2 separate regions of the Homo sapiens genome follow, and region 1 is linked to region 2. A link is a contact called in ENCODE Hi-C or POLR2A ChIA-PET data. All regions are on one chromosome and are shown on one strand. The core of a region is the stretch at or near the end of the contact, and the rest is flanking DNA. Distances in the headings are between cores, read along the strand shown. Region 1 overlaps LDLRAD3 (low density lipoprotein receptor class A domain containing 3). Region 2 overlaps LDLRAD3 (low density lipoprotein receptor class A domain containing 3).

The links. A loop is a pair of places that touch in the nucleus more often than their neighbours do. ChIA-PET counts read pairs that join two places held with the same protein, here RNA polymerase II (POLR2A). Pooled maps may share reads with other maps.
Region 1: a pooled map shows a loop between it and region 2 (2.8-fold over the local background). The contact joins two enhancer-like sites. A Hi-C loop is called at or near these places in 1 of 168 maps with a recorded cell type or tissue (endothelial cell of umbilical vein) and 6 of 50 pooled maps. POLR2A ChIA-PET finds 5 or more read pairs at or near these places in 6 of 52 experiments (A673, CD4-positive, alpha-beta T cell, GM12878 and 3 more).

What each region holds. Positions count from the first base shown.
Region 1 is chr11:36,129,962-36,133,679 of GRCh38, reverse strand. The region is part of intron 4 of LDLRAD3 (low density lipoprotein receptor class A domain containing 3); the gene reads right to left. Among named protein-coding and RNA genes, the nearest start is that of MIR3973, 120 kb to the right of the region's middle. Within about 2 kb of position 1,744, at least 5 of the 41 ENCODE cell types and tissues checked have a DNase peak (open chromatin) inside an H3K27ac peak, as active enhancers do.
Region 2 is chr11:36,072,124-36,075,561 of GRCh38, reverse strand. The region is part of intron 2 of LDLRAD3 (low density lipoprotein receptor class A domain containing 3); the gene reads right to left. The region is part of intron 1 of LOC101928510 (a long non-coding RNA gene); the gene reads left to right. Among named protein-coding and RNA genes, the nearest start is that of MIR3973, 64 kb to the right of the region's middle. Within about 2 kb of position 2,145, at least 9 of the 41 ENCODE cell types and tissues checked have a DNase peak (open chromatin) inside an H3K27ac peak, as active enhancers do.

The sequences.
Region 1 (3,718 bases), core at 495-2,994, 59 kb before region 2:
CGCCTGTGGTCCCAGCTACTCGGGAGGCTGAGGCAGGAGAATGGCGTGAACCCAGGAGGCGGAGCTTGCAGTGAGCTGAGACACAGCCTAGGTGACAGAGCAAGACTCCGTCTCAAAAAAAAAAAAAAAAAAGAAAAGAAAAAGAAAACGGACTTGGGCTGGGCATGGTGGCTCATGCCTGTAATCCTAGCACTTTGGGAGGCTGAGGCAGGAGGACTGCTTCAGCCCAGGAGTTTGAGACCAACCTGGAAAACAGAGCAAGACCTTGTCTCAGTTTTTTCCAAAAGAAAAGAAAAGAAAAGAAAAGAAAAGAAAAGAAAAGAAAGGAAAAGAAAATGGACTCAGGCTGGGCATGATGGCTGACACCTGTAATCCCAGCATTCTGGGAGGCTGAGACAGGAGGACTGCTTGAGCCCAGGAGTTCGAGACCAACCTGGACAACATAGCAAGGCCCCATCTCAACTAAAAAAAAGAAAAAAGAAAATGGACAAATGGACTTGGCCTTCTTAGGCCATAAGGAAGATGAATCATCACTGCAGGAGATGCCAGAAAATGCAAAAGGAGAGCTAAGTAAGTTTAAGTTTCCAGATAAAAGGTAAACAAAGGTAAAATTTAATGAGCACATACCATGGGCCAAACACTAGACAAGAGGCTGTTTTAATCAGTATCTCATTTATCCTCTCAAAATAAAAACCCCAAAACACTATAAAACTCATTCTATTATCCCCAAAAGGGGGGAACTGAGGCTGGGGAGAGGAAGTCACTTGCCCAGGGTCACGTGGCTGGGAAGCCACAGAGCTGAGGACCAAACTCAAACCTGCTGACTAACGTGGTGCTCTTCCCTCTGTATACACGGCCCCGCATGAGTACGTTACTTATGAGTGCGTTAAAACAAGCCAAAAACCCCACATGGGCTTAAACCGCTGCATTCACTTGACAAGCACTATGTAAGGTCCTCTCCTATCGGGACTGTAAGGCGCTCAAAAGTGATGTATGGATAGGAAGAAAAAACGCAACATCACCTGAAACCCGAATTAAAAATCCATGTGCTTCTGAGTCCTGAACAATTTCTCTATCACAAAATATTTACTGTGGCTTTGTGACCTTCGACAAACCACCCAACCTTTGTGTGCCCCAGTTTTCTCATCTATAAAACGGGGAAATAATGACACCTACTCCTTCTGGGTTGTTGTGTGATTTAACAAATTTTAAATATAAAGCACTAAGAACAGTGTTGGGCACACAGTCAACACTGTGTAAGTTTAGCCACGCTGCATTATTGCTCTTATTAGATAATCACACATCATTGAAGCATGTGTACACACACACACAGTCACACGTTTTCTTTTTCTCTTCTCTCACACAAAAACGGGTTATTGAGACACATTTTCCAACAAGAGACAGTGGACTTGGCAAAGGAGCCTCTTAATGCAGCCTCCTTTATTTTCCGTCTTCCGCTCTCCTTTATAAATAGGTTTGGCAAACTGATGCTTAATAGCTTAATATCGTGTTCATATTAATCTCACCCTGTCTGAACTTCAAAGGGACACACTGTTCTGACTGCTAATGAAATGAATTTTAGTTGTAAGTTTCCAAGGGATCAGAGCTGGAAAAAAAAAAAAATCCCAGCTGATTTAAAAAGACAAACATCTCCTTGGTGCTCTTTTAAAGCTATTTGGGTTTTACAGAGCCATCGCCCCAAGCAGGGGAAATCCAACAGCCTTAGCCTGGCCAGCACAAGGTCCCACAGACGCTAGATGGCACTAGAACATGCTCGAAACAAAGACCACCCAGCACCTAAGCTCCTCTGGTCCTTTGCCCAGCCCACCCCAGGCCCCAGGTGGGTTCAATGAGGCAAGATGTGTGATATAGACTATACAAACTGGAATAAACCATGCAAATGTTAGAAACTATAAATAGGAGTCAAGGAAGCAATATTACATGCTTGGACAAAATACACCCAGGTATTCTTTTCTGGATTTCAAAAGGCAAATCATCACAATAATTCAGTACTTAATGCTACTGAGCCATACACTTAAAAATGGCTAAGACAGTAGGTTTTCTGTTATGTATATTTCACCATAATTTTTTTAAAAGGCAAAGCATCCCCAATAATAGGAATAGTATAGTGTTTTCATTCCTAAGAAATAAATACAATAATGTAGTCAGTTACCATCTCTTACTCTGGTATAATGTATTCTAGCCCCAAAGCAACAAAAAAGTAGTTATTTTACAAACTGGCTCGTTCCAGGACACTGCCAGGCAGCTCATACCTCTGTTCATTTCGAAAACCTCACTTTATATAAATACCAACCTCCCTATCCTTGAGAAGGCTCCGAAGCAGGTTATTCTCATAGAGAGAAAGCTCTTATGCCCCAAACCAGCTTTGAGATGCGTCTGCTGCTGCCTGGAGCCTCACCATCTCCAATTCATTTGCGTGGAAAGGCAAGACAGCTCGTTTAAGCACAGATTACTGGTGGTGGGGTGAGAGCTGGGAGAACAGGGAAAGCCTCTCAAGGCATGAGCCTTACAGGCATGAGCCACTGTGCCCGGCCTAGAGTGGTTTTTCTGATGCCAATGTGGATAAATCTGCTCCTCTGGTTGGCCACCCTTTGAGCCAACTGCACAGCTCAGGTTGGATTCCAGCTGGAAGTCAGGTGAGGCATCCTGAGATGCCTGGTCTCACCTGGGTTGTGACGGGTACCAGGTAGAGGCTTCTGGCCACCAGCAGGGTTAGATAAAGACATTAGGATCCTGAGAATGGGAGGCAGTCCATGAAAGAGATAGTGCGCACTGGACTTGGACTGAGAGAGGCCTGGGGCTGAATTCCAGATTCCAGAGCTGGCTCCTTCCAGTAGAGTGAACCTGGGCAACTCTCTCAGCCTCAGCCTCTACCTACCACTGCCAAGTGGGGATGATGATAATAGCTCCTCAACCAGCTGCTGTGAGGACTACGTGGGCTGATCTGTAAGAAGGACCTAACATTAACATAGTGCCTTGATGAAGCCTGAATGACTCGCACAAAGCAGGCGCTCAGACCAGGGTTGAGGAGAACAGGGGAGCTGGAGGGGCTCGGAGTCATCACTATCTTAGCAGAAGTGGTTGCTGCTTTGTGGATAAAACTGGCGGCAGCTTGCCCCAGCCCTGCGAGTCATTCAGGCTTCATCTGGGCAAGGAAGCATTCCCTCCAGCCTTCTGCCCTCCAAACTTCCTTCCGAACCTTTTGATGGCCTCACGCTGTCCTGAGGATCAAGGCTGGGATCTTAATACTTTTTCTAAAATCCAGCCCCTTCCAGCCCCCGTGGACACATCCAGACAAGCCTCTGCACACTTCATTTGTGAGTTCTATCCCGTCAGCCCCATTCTCTTTACCTTATGCCCTCACAAATGCTGCTCCCTCCACCGGGAAGACTCTTCTCTTCAGGGTCTTATCACCCTTCAGGTCTCAGCCAAATGCCCCTTCCTCAGGGAAGCCCACCGTGCTACTATCGTGTCCTACACTTTTCCTTACACGAATCATCACACTTGAAATTGCCTGTTCAATGCCTGTCTCTCAACTCTTCAGTGAACTGTAAGCATAGGGTCTCAGCTGATAAAAGCTAGCCATTACTATTACTATCCATTCAACAAATATTGACTGAGCCCCTCCTGAGTTCCAGGCACCACTATGGGGGCTGAGGATACTGCAATGAACAACAAACAAAACACGGAAGTTCCC
Region 2 (3,438 bases), core at 896-3,395:
GTGTCAAAGTATCTTCCGCAATATGTTATTAATTACAAAGAGAAAAATAGTAACTTGACAGTGGAGAAACTTGGTAGATACCACCTCAGCCAAGGGACCATGGTCAACATCATCAGTAATGAGATACACCAACACTACAGTCCCTTCATATAAGATGCTGTGTCAGGGGTCCCCAAGCCCACACAGATTCAATGATTCACTAGGCTAACTCCCAGGACTTGGCATATAATCAAAGCTAAGATTTCTTACAGTGAAAGGCATATGAAATGAAGTCACAGGAAACCAGGCTCAAGCTTTCACAAGGATTCTTCCAGGGTAGACACACAGGATGTGCTTAATTCCTCCAGCAACAAGTTGTTGACAACATGTGTGAAATGTCATCCACCAGGGCAGCTCATTAGAGGCTCAGTGCTCACGGTTTTTATGAGAGGCTGGTCACACAGGCATTCTCGGTACACCAAATTTCCAGACTTCCAGCAGAAAAACAGCATCAACTACACTGTCTGCACAGCCAGTTTAGGCACAGTGAGCCACCATTAACAGTTGGGTAATGGGAAACCTACTGAAATTTAGGTTCCCAGCTGCCAGCCAAGGGCCAATGTTCCAAGCAGACTTTTCAAAGGGCAGCAGTCAGGCCTGCTGCGTTAATGCTTTTTCTGCACAGATGGGCATTTTAGCTTCTGCTGGGAAAGTCTACAGTAACAGAAAAGCAGAGGAGTTCCATTTTCCAGGGTCAGGTTTGCCCCTCTGCCAGCTCTCCAGCCATCGTGTCCTTCCAGACAGGTTCAAGCTTCTGACACACGGTCCTTGATCAGCCAGTCTGGTTCTGATCACCTTTTGAGGGATGAGGGAAGAATGCTTATAGGCTTTGCCATCTACGCTGAGAGTGTTTCCTCAAGCCTCAGCACATCACTCCTCTAGTAAGAACGTCACTGCCTTCCCATTACGTTAGAATAAAACCTAGAGTCATCATGCTGCTCTCCAATTCCAGGCTTTCTCATGAAGGCCATGAAGATCTTCCCATCTTGGAAATCTTAACTACACAGGCTTCCTTGTTCCTTCTCAAGCCCAGCCAGCATATTCCCACCTCAGGGCCTTTGCACTCTCTGTTCCCACTGCCTGGAATGTCTTTTTCCCAGGGCTCAGCATGGCTCACTCCTCCATCTTACTCAGTCTCTTGAATCATTGCACTATCTGCAGTAGAACCTACACTCCCACCCTTAGTCGCTCTAACCCTCAGCCTTCTTTTCTTTCCCTTCACAGGACACATCACTACTTGGTCTCCCCAGTTTTGTATTAAGCTGTTTGGCTAACGCCTCTGCCTTCCAGCCTCCAAGAACGTACGCTCATTTGCATACTTTCATTTACCATTTTTAAAGGAGCTGCACCATACAGTGCCTACACCATGTGCCTCATAAATATTTGCATAATGTCCAAATGAACCTATAAAAGGAAAGAGTGAGGCCGGAGAACATGGCTAGCATTTTCTGAATGCTTAATATGAGCTAAGCATTGCGCTCTGTTTCACAGATATCTTTTTCTTTAAGTTCTCACACACACAAAAAAAACATTTTACAGATAAGAAAACTGAGGTCCAGAAGTGAAGTAACTTGACACTGCTAATAAACAAAGTCAAGGTTCAAATCTTTCCCATGGCACAGCTGCTCTGCCGCCTCCTTAGATTTCTCTAAGGACCAGCCCAGCTCCAGAGGACTAGGTTTTATGGGAGAAAGAGAAAAGAGTGAAAATATGAATAATTATAAACGAATTAGCCATCATTCAATTAACCAGCTCTTTGGCCCTGCCCTTGCACCCTTTTCAGGAATTACTAATGAGACTTCCTGCCTGGTCAGCATGCTCAGTTGCTGTTTATGTCAGGGAAGCCTGTCCTGTTATGATTTACATTTGCATCATCACATGCCTGCAAAGCAGATCACAGGCAACCAGCCGAGTGCCTGGCAGGGGCAGAGAGAAGCCTATCCCAGACAACAGCTGTCAGCTGCTCCCTGCCTGCATGACTTGCTACAGGGCTGTGGGGAAGGGGGGTCCTGGGCAAGGCCCCGACTGTCCCTCTCTCACCCCCTATTTCCACAAAGGGGAGATTTCCTCGTAGAACTCAGCAGCGCCCGACAGAAGGTGAAAGACTGACCCTGCCTGTCTTTAAAGCAGCCCTGACAAAGGCAGACAGGGTGACTCTACTCCATTGAATACTTGAATTCACCACTTCTCAAGGATCTGGTCCACAAACTTTTCAAAGCGGCAGCTTTCATTAGCAGGAAGATGGGGACCAAGGGTCTCCTGTGAGTTGGGTTTATTTCCTGATCTAAGTCATGTCCCCACTTTTTAGAGCCTACTTCCCACAGTCCTGGAATTCACAGATCAGCAAAATAAAAAATAAAAAAAGTAGATGAGAGTGGAGGAAAGACTAATACAATTGCCAACTTTTTATTTTACACAAAGACTTACAAAAACACCAGCAATGAGCTCTACTTACTAATACCCTAAATAAACAGCTGCCTTAGCATCCGAAATACAGGAAGGCAAAGTCTCAGAGTAAAGAACTCTCCACCCTGAAAGGGTAGAAACTTTATAGCTACATGTTCACTAGATGTCCTTATTTTTCCCATTTCACCAGAAGCCAGTGACAACCAGGTCATAAATCAGAGACAGTCCTGGGACCCATATTTGGGGTCCACGTGAGAACTAGAGGGGGCCAGGAGGCATTCCAGTGTCTCCAGGTTGTGATATCCTAAGGACAAAGACTCGTGTAACAGCTGGGGCACACAGGCAGTCCACATAGGTGCACTCAGTAACTAATTCTCACGTTCCACAGATGACAAAACTGAGGCCCAAAGAGGCAACTGGACTTGCCCAAAGTCACATAGCTATTTAGGGTCAGACTGGTCTATAGTCCAGTTCTTCTGCTCTAGAGTCCAGCTTCTTTTAACTACACTACACTTTAGGCAGGGTACCCTAGAGCCATACCTGATCAAACCCCTCATCTGGGACAGGTACAGGAGAGACTCCCAAGAAAAAGCCCTTCTCCCACAGGAGCAGAACTGTCCAGGCCTTGTATAGAAGGCTCTTCCCCAGACATCATGCCTGTAGCTCCCAATCTGTCTGGGAAGGGCTCAGGGCTGCTCAAGGTCCTGGAGGATGATGGAAACTTCAGCATGGGCTTGCTGTCTCTGGCCACCTCCCCAGACTCTTCCCAGGCAGCAATCATACAAAAGAGCTGGACAGAGGCTGCAATGTGGAAGCCTCTCTGTTCCACCAGAACAGCCATGAAGTCAGCTAATCAGACCTGCTGCATCTCTCAGGCTATGGAAACAGCTCCTGCTGTAGCTGTGGGTCTCCAGGATCTCTCTTCTAGACCTCTGTGGTTGGCCAAATGAGCAACAGCTACTCACCTTCAACCCCTGCTCACCTCCCACTCCT